3 separate regions of the Homo sapiens genome follow, and regions 2 and 3 are each linked to region 1. The links are chromatin contacts, found by Hi-C or POLR2A ChIA-PET in ENCODE. All regions are on one chromosome and are shown on one strand. Each heading gives the region's core, a stretch centred on a gene start or an enhancer-like site at or near the end of the contact. The rest is flanking DNA. Distances are from core to core; before and after follow the strand shown. Region 1 holds the start of PTBP3 (polypyrimidine tract binding protein 3). Region 2 overlaps RGS3 (regulator of G protein signaling 3). Region 3 holds the start of ALAD (aminolevulinate dehydratase).

Region 1 (5,169 bases), core at 1,755-4,254:
AAATATAGAGACAGGGTTTCACCATGTTGCCCAGGCTGGTCTCACACTGCTGAGCTCAAGCAATGCTGCCGCTTTGACCTCCCAAAGTGCTGTGATTTACAGGTGTGAGCCACCATGCCCAGCCAAATTTTTTTTTTTTTAAATAAAGAAACTGTAAATTGGTACAGCCTTTTTGGAATCATTTTCAAAAAATTTATCAAATTTGAATTATAAAGGCTATAAAGGCTTTATATAAAGGATTGTTGAATTATATAAAGGATATTAAGGCTTATGTCCTTTGTTTCTCAATTCTACTTCTAGGGATCTATTCCTCAGATGTAATAATATGTGTGCAAAGATACTCATACATTCATGATATTTTCTGCAATAGTGTTAGTTATTTTGAATACTTGGAAACAACGTAATTTCCACTGTTTTGGAAAAGGTTAAATTATGAAATGAAATTATGAGGCTGGGCATAGTGGTTCATGCCTATAATCCCAGCACTTTGGGAGGCCGAGGTGGGTGGATCACTTGAGGTCAGGAGTTCAAGAGCAGCCTGGCCAACATGGTGAAACTCTGTCTCTACTAAAAATACAAAAATTAGCCAGGCAGGGTGGCAGGTGCCTGTAATCCCAGCTACTCCAGAGGCTGAGGCAGGGGAATTGCTTGAGCCTGGGAGGCAGAGGTTGCAGTGAGCCGAGATTGTGCCACTGCACTCCAGCCTGGAGTCTCACTTTGTCACACAGGGTGGAGTGCAGTGGTGTGATCTCGGCTCACTGCAACCTCTGCTTACCGGGTTGAGATTCTCCTGTCTCAACCTCCTGAGTAGCTGGGATTACAGGCGTGCACCACCAAGCCAGACTAATTTTCCTATTTTTAGTAGAGATGGGGGGTTTCACCATGTTGGCCAGGCTGGCTTCGAACTCCTGACCTTAAGTGATCTGCCCGCCTCGGCCTCCCAAAGTGCTGGGATTACAGGTGTGAGCCACCATGCCCAGCTATAATCCAGGATTTTTAGGTGAAAAAAAAAAAAAAAAAAAAGAAAAATGGTAAAGGTCGCTGGGTGCGGTGGCTCACACCTGTAATCCCAGCACTTTGGGAGGCTGAGGTGGGTGGATCACAAGGTCAGGAGTTCGAGACCAGCCTGACCAACATGGTGAAACCCTGTCTCTACTAAAAACACAAAAACTAGCCAGGCGTGGTGGCGGGCGCCTGTAATCGCAGCTACTCAGGAGGCTGAGGCAGGAGAATCACTTGAACTCGGGAGGCAGAGGTTGCAGTGAGCTCAGATTGTGCCACTGCACTCCAGCCTGGGAGACAGAGCAAGACTCCGTCTCAAAACAAAAAAACAAAAAAACAAAAAAACAAACAACAAAAAAAAGTAAGGTCCAGAAGGATGCACGCAGAATTGTTACAGTGGTAGTCATGGGCAGGGGGTGGTTTGGGAAGAAAAATATTAATGATAACTTTTCAATATTTTATAGTGCTTGAATTTTCCAAAATGAGCATTTATGCTGATATTACTTGTGTAGCTAAAAAAAGGGTTAAGGAAATTTCATCAACAGAATATATCCCAAATACAGTGATAGAAAGACTGCATCAGCTACTTATCTTGTTGATATTCTACATTTCCATCTGGCAATGTTTACAAATGCAACTTAATATTTAGATTTAATATACAAAACAAAATGTATTTGACATTTTGGAAGGGGACTGAGGTTAGATACAGGACTTTAAGAATTACCTCACCGAATTACTCTACCTATTTGAAAAGTTGTATGTCAAAAATATACATAAACGGACTGAAGAATCCATTCAACAGTGACGGCTGGAACCTGATTTTCTTGTGTATTCATGCAGTGCCCGGCACATAGTAGGTTAATACTGACTGAATGATGAATGAGTCCACAGTTTAGATCTTTTTAGCAGCACCTACTGATCTGAAAGCAGGAAATTAGCAAGGATAGATGTTTGAGGTTCTTGTTAGTTGCTTTTCAAATGACGAAGCCACGGGGAGGAGCCCCGCTCTTTTTTACTCAGTAGGTTAAGAATTTGGCTTAACAGTTTAGGGGGTTACATTTTGGTGATCTGTGAGTTGAAAAAGTACTCAATTTCTCACTAAAAAGGGAAAAAAGCAAGCGTGTTGTCACTCGTTATATTATATATATACTTTTTGCTCAGACCAGAGGGAAGGGCTCTGGTGCAAACGTTTCCTGGTTGTGAAACTGTGAGCAAATCACTCTCTTTGTATATGTATTTTCATCTGAAAAAAGGGAATAATGAGTAAACTTTTAAAAAATGCTGGGAATATAGCCATTCCATGTTTGTACAATGAATTTTTCATATAAATTCAATACTAGACGGTTAGGTCGAAATGCACTCAGATACTTAAATTGTATACAAATTCCAGTCCGGGCAGCCTCTTTCACCTCATTCATCGTCCCAGCCACACCTATGGGGCTGGTGTCGGTCCCAGCGGTCGACTCCAGCGCCGGGCTGCCAGAGGCTGGTCCCTGGACGTGTCATCTACAGCCTCGCGCACCCGGGGCAATTCCACCTCGTTTCTGGGGTCCTTGTGGGACATTCCTTCCTACTCTTGGGAGTCAGGTCCCCATAGCTTTTCCTGCCGGCAGAGGGAGGCATTCAAACCTGGCAGGCCCGGTCTGCGAAGCCGGAAGGCCCGCGGGGCCGCGGGAGGGCGGGCGGGGTGCGCGGCGGAGCGGGAAGCACAAGGCGCGCGCTCCCGCGAACGCAGGAGGGAGGCTGGGGGCGCGCGCGCGCGCCGGGCCGAGGGGCCGAGAGGCGGGGTCTTACAGCGACCGCGGGAAGAGGGCGCCCCAGAGCTGAGCCGGAGGCCGGCTGCCAGCGGGGCGAGGGTGGGCGCGAGCGCAGGGGCGGGCCCCGAGGGAGGGCGGGGACGGTGAGGGGGCGGGGTCGGGCTAGGCGGGGACGCGCTCGCGGGGTGGGGAAGGCGGGGGCGCGGCGGTGGCGGGAGCGTGCCCGGTCCCCGCCCCTGTTCCCACTCTCCTTCCACCTCGGACCGGCCGGGGCTCCGCAGAGCCAAAGCTCGCTTGTCCCCGGAACCGCCCTGCTGCCGCCGCCTGCTTCCTCTGCTCGCGGTTAGCCCGTCAGTCCCTGCTCTGTGCGCGCCTCCATCTGGGCCATGGATGGGTAAGTACTAGGCGGCGCGGCGGCCGCACCGGGTTGCCTTGGCGCCGCTTCCACCCGGCTCTCCGCGGGACGCGTAAGGGCTGGGGAGCAGTGCGCGGCGCCGGCGGCCGGAGGAGCGGCCCCGGCCAAGCCCGACGGCGGGGCTTCCGGGCGTCTCGGTGGGGATCCCGGAATCGCGGAGTTGCCGTCCGCCGCAGGCTCTCCTTTCCCCACGCGGCGCCCCGGACACGTCCGCTGCTTCCTAGCCTTACTCGACACACCCGGGAGCAGAGGAAAGCCCGGTCCGGCCGCGGTGCCGAGGTCCGCCCTCCGCGCCCCGAGTCCGGGGAGCCCAGCTCGGCCTCCCGACACTTCCTCTCAGAAAATGGTGCGCGGCGCTGGGGGAGGCGGAGGCGGCGCGCGGGGCGGGCGTCCTCCTGCCGGGGGAGTTGCTGTTTACCGGCGAGGTGGGGCGAGCGGCCGACGGCGGGTGCACGCGTCGGTACACGTCTGGGCGGCGACCTGGTCGCAAGCCATGGTCCCACGCGGGGTCCCAGGGCCGCCGCGGGACTTGGCCGAGGTCTCCCGACTTGTGCTGTGAGATACGTTAACGCTTTCTCGACACCAGGGGTCTGGACTTAGTGACCATGGACGCTTCCCCCTCACCTTTCTCTCTCCCCAAGAAACTTAATGAATTATCTGCCCGTGTATGTAAAATATGATGTACGAGCGATTTTCGGGGGCATTTCAAATGCTCAAAAATTTAATGGGGGTCCGTGACCAAAATAAAAAGATTTAGAGTCTATGTATATAAACTGTTCTCTGGGGACTCAGGGATATGGGGTGGGACTTGACATATTTTGGTAATTAAAGTAACAACTATGTTAGGATTTTGGTGAATTAATTGAAGGTTGTAGTATCTGTACCTACGGATTAAAAAAAAATCTCCAACTCGGTTTATTCCCATTATGTATTTGAGGTTTTTTTTAGCTTGTTACCTACTTTTGATGACAAGATTTCTGTGAGGTTGTGGAATATATGCAACTTGCTAGAACAGTAAAAGTCGTTCACATGTTGCCATACAGTTGATGATATGCTATTTGAAGATGAAATCTTCCAACAGCTTTTGACCTCATTAGATTTCATTTATTTTAGTTTCACAATATTAAGTGTATATGACATTTCGGATTGATTCATTTGAATGCAGATTGCACACTGCTACAGACATCAAAGTGGAGTTTTAGATTTTATTCATGATTGTGATGTTCTTTATTTTTATTTGATTGAAGCTTCAAAAAATTTCTTAAAATTATAACTTTTTTGGGTACACAGTAGGTGTATATATTTTGGGGGGGAATTGAAGCTGTTTTTATTGTTTGATTGAAGTTTCTTCGAGAACATTGTTGAAAACTTATTTCACATTACCTTATTCAGTTGCATTTTATATGTTGAAAAATTTTGTGGTCGTAAAGATTTGTGTCACTAATATTTTGGTTCAGGCAGGCTGTGAATTTAGCATTTCATTATGTGTAGTTAATTGTCTGGAAGGTTTGACTTAAATAATGGAAGCAGGCTATTTTTTTGTGTCGTAAAATGTATAGTTATAATAAAGAGGACTCTTGAATTTTGCGTCTTTGCTGTTAAACTGTAGGATAACTGTGAAGTGCAAACTTACTTTTTGATAGTGTTTAAGAAGTTTACTCTCCCTTCACGCTATTTGTGGTTTTAAAGGTAGTAATGGGTTTATTGGTTTGAATATGCAAGGCAGTTATACAGATACTGACTGGAAGGTAAGTTCATTTGGAAGTTCAAGTCGGAGCATGATTTGCCCTTTGTATCAGAACCAATAACCATAGTGTTACACCATTTTATTTTTTATGCAGCAAGCGTCCAGTTACTTATCACATTTAAATTTTAGACAAATGAATTTCAAGTTTCAGAAGTTTACAAGGAAAAATAAAAAATCTACGTGGTATTTTAAAAACAGTTTACATCATCTAGAGTCATTTATTCGTTGACTTTTATGAGGTAATGATG
Region 2 (5,169 bases), core at 1,609-4,108, 1.2 Mb before region 1:
CACTTTTTAGCTGTGCAACTCTGGCCAAGCCTCTCAACACCTCAGAGCCTCCGTTTCCTCATCTGGAATTGAGCCCAGTGATATCATACTGGACTCACAGGACTATTTGAGTCTCCTCACAGTGCCTGGCCCTGGAAAAGCTTTTGATACAATGGGAGCTATCAGTGGTCTTATTTTAGAGATAAGAAACCTGGGGTCCCAGAGGGTAAAGGAATTACCTAAGAATGAGAGGCTGATGCAGGATTAGAACTCATATCTCCTGCCCAGGGTCTCTCCCTGTTTCCTTGGAGCCTTACACACAAGTGTTTGGGGACCTCAGAGGGCTGTAGAAGGAGGAGGAACAGCCTGGAGTGCTGCCTGAGGCCCCGCACCTGGGTGCATCCCACATCAGCAGATGCTGGCGAACAGGGCCCAGAGCTCATGGTTCTTTCTGTGCTCCCAGGCAGGTCTGTATGAACAGGGACTGCGTGCAGGTTTGGTAAGGCCCCTGTTCTTGGGAGAGCTGGGGTGGGAAGTGGTTTGACGGGAGCTCCGGAGCAATTATAGGAAACCCGAGAAACCCAGGGGTGGGAGGGTGGCAAGTGTAGGAGAAAATTAGGGCAGGAGGGGAGGCAAAGATGAGGGGGAGGTTGCAGAACACATGGTGGGCATGGGATTTGCCCTGTGAGCAACGAAATGCCACAGGCAGAGCTGTGCTGTGTCAAAGCTGCTCTGGGGAATGTGGGCAGGATGTGTGGATGGCAGGGAGGACTGGGGCACGCATACATTCATGCATTCTCCAAGCACTGAGGTAGGTACTAGGAGGACGGCAGGGAACAAGTCAGACACAATCTCTGCCCTCAGTTAAGTAGAAAAAACAGAGGTTAGACAACTAGTTTGAAGGAGCATGGGGACTGCTCTGATAGAGGAAGTACAGGCAGCTGGGGACCCAGTGAGACAGCTGTTGCAACAGCTGAAGTAACAAGAATCCAGCCAGGGCGCCCCAGGAAGACCAGCTTGCTCACCCAGGGCCTTGGGTCTAGAGTGCTGGAAGCCACTGCCCCACCCTCCCAAGGTGGGGGTCTGTGTCTTTCCCATCCATCACTTCTTTGGCTTGGCTGGACCAGGTTAATTCTGCCCATGTCTCATCTGCTGTAAGCACACAGGAAATGAACCAGGCCCTCTAAATGGAGTCACTGTTTAGGACCTAATCAAATCCTCTCCCAAATCCAATCCAGAGCTCAGAATAGGCTAAGGAGGGATGGCAGCTATGACACCCAGAGTTCACACTCATACCAGCTTTGGCTCCTGGGCCCCAGATGCCCACCGGATGTTGGGTTGAGGGTAGTGGTGGGCTGCTGAAAGTGACTTGTCCAACATCACACAGCTACTCACTGAGCAGCCAGGTTTGCTGACCCAGGGACAACCTGCAGCTCTCACTCCGATGATTCATCACAGCCACCACGGATGCCGGGCTCTGCATCTGCCCTCGAAAACCACTTCCTGCACTGGGGGGGTGTAAACTGGGGTTTGCCTCTGTCTCAGGGTGGCCCTTAACAGCCAGGATTTTACTGACAGAGCACTGGACATGCAGCCAGAAGACCTGGACTGGAATCTTCACTCCATCATTTGCTAGCTGTGTGATCCCAAGCTACCCCACTCCAAGCTTGGTTTTCTCTGCCATGAAAGTGGGTGAGGATGCCTGCTGCTTCCTGTGCCAGAGACCTAAGGGGACCAAGTGAGAAAGGGCAGGAAGGCACTCTGTGAACTGTAAAGTCCTTTGAGAAAGGGAGAGGCTGTTAGAATTCCTGCCCTGCCTTGGACCCCCAGGCTTTCAAGATGGGCTGTTCCTTCAAGCTTGGCATGCTCTGGATCCCTAGCCTCAGGTCCCTGACTCAATGCTAGCTTCCAGGAACCTTGATGGCTCAGCTAACACTTAGCTCTCCTGGCTCAGCGTCAGCCCAGCTCCTCCAGGTCTGGCCTCTTGACCACCCAGAGGCTGACACCCCCAGTCCTTCCTCCGCCACCAGCTCAGAGACCCTCCAGGCCATACTCCTCTCCCCTCTACCTCCACTGTCTCCAACACAGCAGGTTTGGCAAAATTCAGGAGGATGGAGGCGGTACTTACATTAGGGGGAGCTCCAGATACTAACTTCACACTTACTTGCTGGGTGACCTTTGGCTTAACCTTTCTGTGCCTCAGTTTCCTTAGCCATAACATAGGATTTCTAGAATCTCCTCACAATGTTGTTAGAGGAATAAATGAGCTAATGAGTATCCAGAGCTCAGCACCATGAGGGCACCCATGAGCACTCAATAAACGATAGCCATGGTCACTCCAGCACAGCGTGGCCTTAACATCTCCCTCCCTGAATTTCACCCCTTCTCCACCCTCTCATGGGCCTGTCTGCCTGTCCATCAGGACCTGCTGCAGGGCCCCTCTCATCACAGTCCTGTCCACTCCCTTGGGAACCCACCCACTCCCCAGGCCACAATCGCTATCTGCACCATCTGGCCACTGATGACTCGCAGTCCACTCTGCCAGCCCTGACCGCTTTCCTGAGTTGAGATGCCACAGGCAAGTATTCAACAAATCCTCATGGAATAGTTCTGCATCCAGACACTGTTCTAGGCTCTGTGCATAAAGGAAGGAATAAGAAAGACATGATCCTTGTCCTTGTGGAGCCTACGAACTAGAGAGGAAGGAGGGATATTGACCAAGTCATCACTGCCATAAACACAGGATAAACAGAAACCAAGATCTGCAGTGTGAAGGAAAACCCTCGGGTGCTGTGAGAGAGTCCAGGGGAGTGTTGGGAAGGCCGCCCTGTGGAATGGCTGGAGACCGAAATCTGCTCAAGGGGCAGGGCGGGGCTCACTAGGGGAGGAAGCAGCATAGGCCAAAGCCCCGGGCCAGGAAGAGCCTTAGCATGCTGCTGACACAGAGGACAGCTGTGTGGCTGCATCCCAGGGACATGGATGGAGACCTCCTTCTGCATATCCCATCAGTACCCCCAACTCTACAAGCCCTACACTGAATGTGTGATCTCCCCGCAAGTCCATCATTCCTCCTCTAATGGTCCCTGTATCAATGAAGCCACCACCAGTTGCCCAAACCAGGGAATTGGCCATCATTTTCTCCTTTTCCTTCGTGACCACCCCCATGGTCAATCCTCAAATCCTGATCATCACTTATACAACTTCAAGGATCTTTTTACTAGGGAGGTTGGCAATAAGTAGGACAAAGTATATTGGAACTCTCTGTACTTTGCACTAATTTCTAAAGCTAATTTCTAAAAAATAAAAGTTGAGGCCAGGCACGGTGGCTCAAGCCTGTAATCCCAGCACTTTGGGAGGTCAAGACGGGTGGATCACCTCAGGTCAGGAGTTCGAGACCAGCCTGGCCAATATGGTAAAACCCTGTCTCTACTAAAAATACGAGAATTAGCCAGGCAACATGGCGCGCACCTGTAATCCCAGCTACTTGGGAGTCTGAGGCAGGAGAATTGCTTGAATCCAGGAAGCGGAGGTTGCAGTGAGCCGAGATTGCACCACTGCACTCCAGCCTGGGCAATAGAGTGAGACTCTGTCTCAAAAGTAAAAAATCAAAAAATTAAAAAGTTGATTAATCTTTTTTAAAAAGAATGTTTCTACTCTCTCCATGTCCACTGCTGCCACTTCCCTCTAGACCACTGTCATCCCCCACCAGGATGATGTGGGGCTCACAGTGGCGGTGCAGACCCCACTGGCCATTCTCTGTGCTATGTCAGGGGAGCTGCCTCCATGCAAACCTCAACTTGTCACTCCTCTGCTTAAAACGTTGCTGTGGCTGGCTCCCCAATACCTCTCAGATAAAGTCCAAATTCTGTAGCCCTGGAAGACCCTGGGCTCTGTCTCCCTGTAGCCTCACGTCTGACCACTCCCCACCTGAAGTGTTTGAATGAATAAATGAATGAAAGAACAATCGCTGGGTGCGGTGGCTCACGCCTGTAATCCCAGCACTTTGGGAGGCCAAGAAGGGCAGATCACAAGGTCAGGAGATCGAGACCATACTGGCCAACATGGTGAAACCCCGTCTCTACCAAAAATACAAAAATTAGCTGGACGTGGTGGTGGGCGCCTGTAATCCTAGCTACTCGGGAGGCTGAGGCAGGAGAATGGCTTGAACCCCAGAGGCGGAGGTTGCAGTGAGCCAAGATCACGTCACTGCACTCCAGCCTGGTGACAGAGCAAGACTCTGTCTCAAAAAAAAAAAAAGAAAGAACAATCCAGTGAACTTCACAGGACCATCTAGACTCTTAGCCTCAAAGTGCAGCCCAAGAGCCAGCAGCAGCATCACCCAGGAGCTTATATAAAATACACACTCATTTTTTTGTTTTTGTTTTTGTTTTTTTTGAGATGGAGTCTCGCTCTGTCGCCCAGGCTGGAGTGCAGTGGCGTGATCTCAGCTCATTGCAAGCTCCGCCTCCCGGGTTCACGCCATTCTCCTGCCTCAGCCCCCCAAGTAGCTGGGACTACAGGCACCTGCCACCACGCCCGGCTAATTTTTTGTATTTTTAGTAGAGACGGGGTTTCACCATGTTAGCCAGGATGGTCTCGATCTCCTGACCTCATAAAATACACATTCGTAAACCTCAATTCACACCCACTGGATCGGAACCTGCACTTTAATAGGATCCCAGGAGATTCATTTGCACATTAAAGTTTGAAAAACACCGACCTAGACTATTGGTTCTTAACGGAGAAGTACACTTTAGAATCACCTGAGGAGTATCTTAAAAATGCCTGTCTGGACCCAATCTAAGACCTACTGCATCACAGTCCCTAGGAGTAAGGCCCAGGCCTTTTTACTTCTTTCTGACTGACGAGACAATTCTGGAGAGTGGCGTCAGGTAACAGGCAAGGTGACTGTCTGTTACGTGAGGCCCAGAGAAGGGAAGTGATAAGGCCAAGGTCATACAACAGAATCAGCACTAAAATCCAGCCCAGAACCTCGCCCAGGACCAGTTCCAACACATAGAACCCTCTCTATAGTGGGGAGCCTGTGCAGAAGAGGCATGACCTTGGAGCAGGACGGGGGAGGTGGCAAGTTCCCTGGAGGCAGCTGCCCATTCACGTTCCCTAAACAGAGGCCCCACTGCAGGAGGAGAGAGGGGCAAAGGAAGAATTCGACCACAGACTGAAGCTCCT
Region 3 (5,169 bases), core at 1,185-3,684, 1.1 Mb before region 1:
CAGAATAGTTTAGTTTTAACTTTTTATTGAAACGAAATATACATACTAAAAGACACAAATAAGTGTGGAGCTTAATGAATTTTCACGAATTAAACACAGCCATGTAACTCACACCCAGACCAATAAACATTAACTGCATCCAAAGAAACCTCTTTAGTCTCCCCCTGCCGCCTTTTTTTTTTTTTTTTTTTTTTTTTTTTCTGGAGACAGGGTCTTGCTCTGTCATCCAGGCTGGAGTGCAGTGGTACGATCACAGCTTACCGCAGCCTTGACCTCCCAGGCTCAAGCAATCCTCCCATGTCAGCCTCCCAAGTAGCTGGGACTACAGGTGTCCACCACCATGCCCAGCTACTTTTTGTAATTTTTGTAGAGACTGTTTCGCCATGTTGCCAAGGTTGGTCTTGAACTCCTGGGCTCAAGCGATCCACCAGCCTTGGCCTCCCAAAGTGCTAGGATTACAGGTGTGAGCCACCACACCCAGCCTAATCTCCCTTTCAATCCTCCCCATCTCCCCAGTGGAAATCACTATTCTGAGTCCTAACAACACAGCTTAATTTTGCTTGATTGTGTAGTTAATATAAATGAAATCATATTATATACTATTTTGTGTCTCACTTCTTTTACTCAACAATATGTTTAAGATTTATTCATATTATTGCATTCACAATACTGAAAGATTAAGGTAAAATGTTTCAAAAGGTGGAGGCTGGGGGGAGAGTGGGAACAGGTCTTTCAGTCAAGAAGAAGAAAAGACATGGGGGAAATAAGCTACACCAAACAGCAACATTTTAAAATTTCCCGTTCTATTTGGGTTCTTAGATGGTTCTAATTATTTTTAGTTACCAATAACCTCAGGGAAGGAATGAGTGTCAGGAAAGAAATGTCGGGCAGGGAATCTAGGAAAAAACAAATAATAATTGCCCCTATGGAGTGTGGTTATTAGCAGGCATTGCAGAGAGAGCCCAGTGTAACATGGGGCAAATTATTTAATCTAGCTGGCAATTGTTTTCCCAATCCGTAAAGTGAGAATAGTAACATCGTTGCTGTCAAGATTAGATAAATGAATGTAAAATGCATGGTACTGTCCCTGACTCTTTAATGCACAGCAAACATTATTTGCTTTCTATCCCCTTCCTTGTTGAATACAGATCAGAACTCCAGTAGCTGGAAACTAAGCAGTGTCATATTTCCCTAGCCTTACGCCGCTAGGCCCCTTAAATTTAAAATATAAAGTATACAACAGGTTTGGGGTACAGATTTTGAGAAATTTAAAAAAAAATTTTTTTTTGAGACAGAGTCTCCCTCTGTCACCCAGGCTGGAATGCAGTGGCATGATCTCAGCCCATTACAACCTCCGCCTCCCGGGTTCAAGCGATTCTCCTGCCTCAGCCTCCCGAGTAGCTGGGATTACAGGAGCCCGCCACCACGCCCGGCTAATTTTTTGTATTTTTAGTAGAGACAGGGTTTCACCATGTTGGTCAGGCTGGTCTTGAACTCCTGACCTCAAGAGATCCGCCCGCCTTGGCCTCCCAAAGTGCTGGGATTACAGGCGTGAGCCACCGAACCGGGCTGAGAAATAAAATCTGAGAATAAGTGTAATGTAACCCACTAGTGTCCTCTACATTTGAAAGTCAACTTTTCAATAATCCCTGAAGAACCACCTGAAAGGCATTGCTTCGCTAGGGCGATGATGCCCGATCGCCATTTTACTCATCCAATCCTACTGGTTTACCCAGGCCCCATAAGCCTCACCAGATCCCTCTTGCCTCTGCACATCTCCAATCTCCATAAAGACCTTTGATCGGATCTATCATTGTACCTATCATAGGTCTGATGCCCCTATCAAGACTTGGAGTTTTCCTAAACGCCCATGTCTTTCACATCACATCTCTCAACTCATAGCATTGCCGTACCCTGAGAAATAAATGAAGCTGGTACAAATTTTCTCTGAAAACTTGGAAGCCTGGCGCTGAACTCAACAACTTTAGCTTAGTCCGCAAAAATGGACTTAGCTAATACTGTGTTAGGCATAATGGTGCTGTTTTAACGGCTTTGACATCCAATTATTCTTTCACCAAGCCATTAACCAGAGCCAAGTTTGCCCTAGGCTGGGCAAAGGAATGCTGTGAAGTGAAACCTGGGCTGTAACCGCCTCCGAGGCCGGCTCACACCCAGGGACCCTCCCAAGCGGTTCCTGCGCCCCCTCGTGGCCTCCCTCCTGCAGTTCGCTGCACAAGCGCAGGGCCCGGAGCGGGGACGGGCGGGCCCTCCAGGCCCTCGACACACCCAATTGGCCAGGCCTCGTTGCGTGTGGGCGGGGCCGCGGCTGGAGCGGAGGAGCCCCCCAGAAGACCGCCTTCAGGGGGCGTGGCCTGGACTGTGGAGGGGGCGGACCGTGGGGAAGCTGCTTCCGGGTGAGCCCCCCCCGCTCTTACGCGGTCTGTGGGAGACCGGAGCGGGAGACAGCGGTGACAGGAGCAGCGGCCGGGAGCCCTTAGGGAGGCAGGTGAGCGGGGGCTGGATGCGGGGAGATAGCGGGCCTGGAGGGCGGCTCCAGGGCGAGGCGGGGACTGTGGCACCAAGAGTCCTGCGTCCCCAGATTGTGCTGTGCGCCTGAAGCCCTGGCGGTGCAGCCGTGCACGGAGTCCCGTGGAGCGTTTGTTTGGGCTGGATTATCCCGCTGCAGCCGAGGTTGGGGGCCCGGGTTCGGGGCTCCGCACCTCTTCTCTGGGGTTCACCCTCTCGGATACCGCCTGGGCAGACTCCATCGATGCAGAACCCGAGGTGCGGGTGGTGGTTGGTGGGGGGGTAGGGAGGTGAAAACAATAACAGCCGTTTTGTACTAAGCGTTGCGTGCATTGACCATTCATTTATTTTATTTATTTATTTATTTTTGAGACGGAGTTTCGCTCTTGTTGCCCAGGCTGGAGTGCAATGGCGCGATCTCAGCTCACTGCAACCTCCGCCTCCCGGGTTCAAGCGATTCTCCTGCCTCAGCCTGCCAACTAGCTGGGATTACAGGCGTGTGCCACCACGCCTGCTAATTTTTGTATTTTTAGTAGAGATGGGGTTTCTCCCTGTTGGTCAGGCTAGTCTCGAACTCCCGAGCTCAGGTGATTCGCCCACCTCGGCCTCCCAAAGTGCTGGGATTACAGGCGTGAGCCACCACGCCCGGCCTGACCCATTCATTTCTTACAACAACCCATTGAGGTCGGTTCTAGTCCCCATTTACTAAACGAAGAAACTGAGGTCACACAACTAGAAAGCTACAGAACTAGGATTTGTACCCACATCTATCAGACTCCAGAGCCCACATACTTAACCATCCTGCTACCAACAGCAGCCAGGCCCAGAGTCTGGCTCACCCAAAGCTCTCCACAAGCCCAACCTGCTGGGAAACAGATTTGATATCTATCCTTAAAGTATGGAGGTGTCATGGTGGGCACTGAGGACTGGGCTGCTGGAGACCTTCCCCCAGATCTGCCGCTGACCCACTGCGTGATCCTGGGCCTGTGTCTACCCCTCTCTGAGCCCAGTTTCACCCTTGTTTCAGTGATACAATCAGCAAACTTTAAGAAGACTCTTAGCCAAGATATTCTAGGATTCTGGGAATGGCAGCTTCTCCTACGTCTAAATGGCTAACCCCAGAGGCGATCAGGCTCTTCAAAGCCCCAGGGCAAGGCTGGGGTCTCATTCTTCTCTTTAATCCCTGTGTCTAGCACTTCAGCAGGCCCATAGTAGATATTCAAGAAATGTGGGTTGGCTGAATAAACACTTCATCTCTTTTCAGAACTGCATGACAGCTGCTCTCCTGGGCCTTTGTGGGGCTTTGGATTTCTCAGTTCTGGCCACCTTCTATCTAGCTGGCTCTCCTGACTGCCTCCTCCCTGGCCAGTGGCAGAGCCTGCCAGGGCTGGCAGCAGGTCCTAAGCCTCTGTGCGAAGACCCACAGCCTCTGGAATCCTCAGCATAGTACAACTTGCAGGGGTGGGGGGTGGCACATGAAGCTCATAGCCCCTCCTGGTAGCAGTGCTCAGGGCCCAACTTCAGTTACTCCCAGTTTGGGGATGTTGCCTTCCATGGGAGGAGATACTTTCATATTAAATCTGAAACACTTCTTATCCTTCACTGTCCCCTCTTCCATGAAACCACCCTTGACTCAGAGACACAGTCCCTCTGACAGCACCTGGTCCACCCCTCTACTCTGGCAGCCCGGTGGTGATTATTTTGTTTTTCCTCCACCACATAACCTGCTGGAAGGCAGGGACTCCACTTCAGAAATCTTGGAAAACCCTGTGGCCCACAAGGGTTTGAGCTCATATTCCCATCTGGTGAGGTGCAGAAGGCACAGAGCTGTGCCAGGACATCTCGTTCCAACCCAGCCCCACTCCTAATAGTAATAAAAGTAGCTACATGTTTACTGTGCAGCTACTTGGTGCCAGACACCTACCTTATCCCTATCAATAATCTCCACAGCCTTGCAAGTTAGAGATATCATGCCTATTTTGTAGATTATGAAATGAACACTGAAAGGTCAATTACTTTGCCCAAAATTACACAGCAGAGCATAGACCAAACCTGGGACTGTCTGACCCTGAAACATGGATCTTTCTGCACCGCCCTATACTCTGCGTCCCAGCAAAGCTAACCTGTCTGATGTGGTTGGGCAGAGGTGCTGGACCTCCTGGCGGCTCGCTCCTGTCTTCAGTGTGGTAATGTCACAGGCATTTAAATTGTGGTTTGCAAGCTCGCTTGATTTGGGAGAAGTGCCCTCCCAGTCTGTGAAATTCTCCCAAACTCTAAGGGCCTTTTTGCAAAGCAAAACCCACCCTGCATTTGGCTCTGCCAATATGTGATTCAGGGGGTGTTTTCCCACTCACAGAATGGAGTGGGAAACTCCACTTATTAAGTACCTCTTACAATGGAATGACTCTATGGTGTAGGTATCAGGGCACTGAAATAGAAGCCAGGAGCTGCAGGGTCAGTTTATAGCTCTGTATGTCACTCACTGTGATCTCCAAAAGTCCCGTTGCCTCTTTATACCCCATTTTCCACATTAAAGTGTAAGGGATTAAACAGGATTGGCAATTTTCAAGCTTTTAATATTTTCAGCACTGACAGCCGTTTCTCAAATCAAATCTGTCTCTGAATCTTAAAATTCAAAAACAG

What was found. Hi-C counts contacts between places; a loop is a spot of excess contacts on that map. ChIA-PET counts read pairs that join two places held with the same protein, here RNA polymerase II (POLR2A). Pooled maps may share reads with other maps.
Region 2: a loop to region 1 is called in a pooled map, with 6 times the contacts of the local background. The contact joins the enhancer-like site here to the promoter of PTBP3 in region 1. A Hi-C loop is called at or near these places in 1 of 37 single-sample maps with no recorded cell type and 6 of 50 pooled maps. POLR2A ChIA-PET finds 5 or more read pairs at or near these places in 1 of 52 experiments (B cell).
Region 3: a loop to region 1 is called in a pooled map, with 10 times the contacts of the local background. The contact joins the promoter of ALAD here to the promoter of PTBP3 in region 1. A Hi-C loop is called at or near these places in 1 of 168 maps with a recorded cell type or tissue (naive thymus-derived CD4-positive, alpha-beta T cell), 2 of 37 single-sample maps with no recorded cell type and 10 of 50 pooled maps.

The regions. Positions count from the first base shown.
Region 1 is chr9:112,331,454-112,336,622 of GRCh38, reverse strand. It overlaps PTBP3 (polypyrimidine tract binding protein 3), which reads left to right and starts at 3,004. Exons shown (of 14, transcript NM_001163788.4): 1 at 3,004-3,153. RefSeq lists an enhancer at 1,960-2,930 and silencers at 2,680-2,999, 3,150-3,639.
Region 2 is chr9:113,575,405-113,580,573 of GRCh38, reverse strand. All of the region lies in intron 17 of RGS3 (regulator of G protein signaling 3), which reads right to left. Among named protein-coding and RNA genes, the nearest start is that of RGS3, 110 kb to the right of the region's middle. RefSeq lists an enhancer at 1,364-1,453. Within about 2 kb of position 2,858, at least 5 of the 41 ENCODE cell types and tissues checked have a DNase peak (open chromatin) inside an H3K27ac peak, as active enhancers do.
Region 3 is chr9:113,398,549-113,403,717 of GRCh38, reverse strand. It overlaps ALAD (aminolevulinate dehydratase), which reads left to right and starts at 2,434. Exons shown (of 12, transcript NM_000031.6): 1 at 2,434-2,506. RefSeq lists silencers at 2,123-2,482, 2,633-2,682 and an enhancer at 2,698-3,278.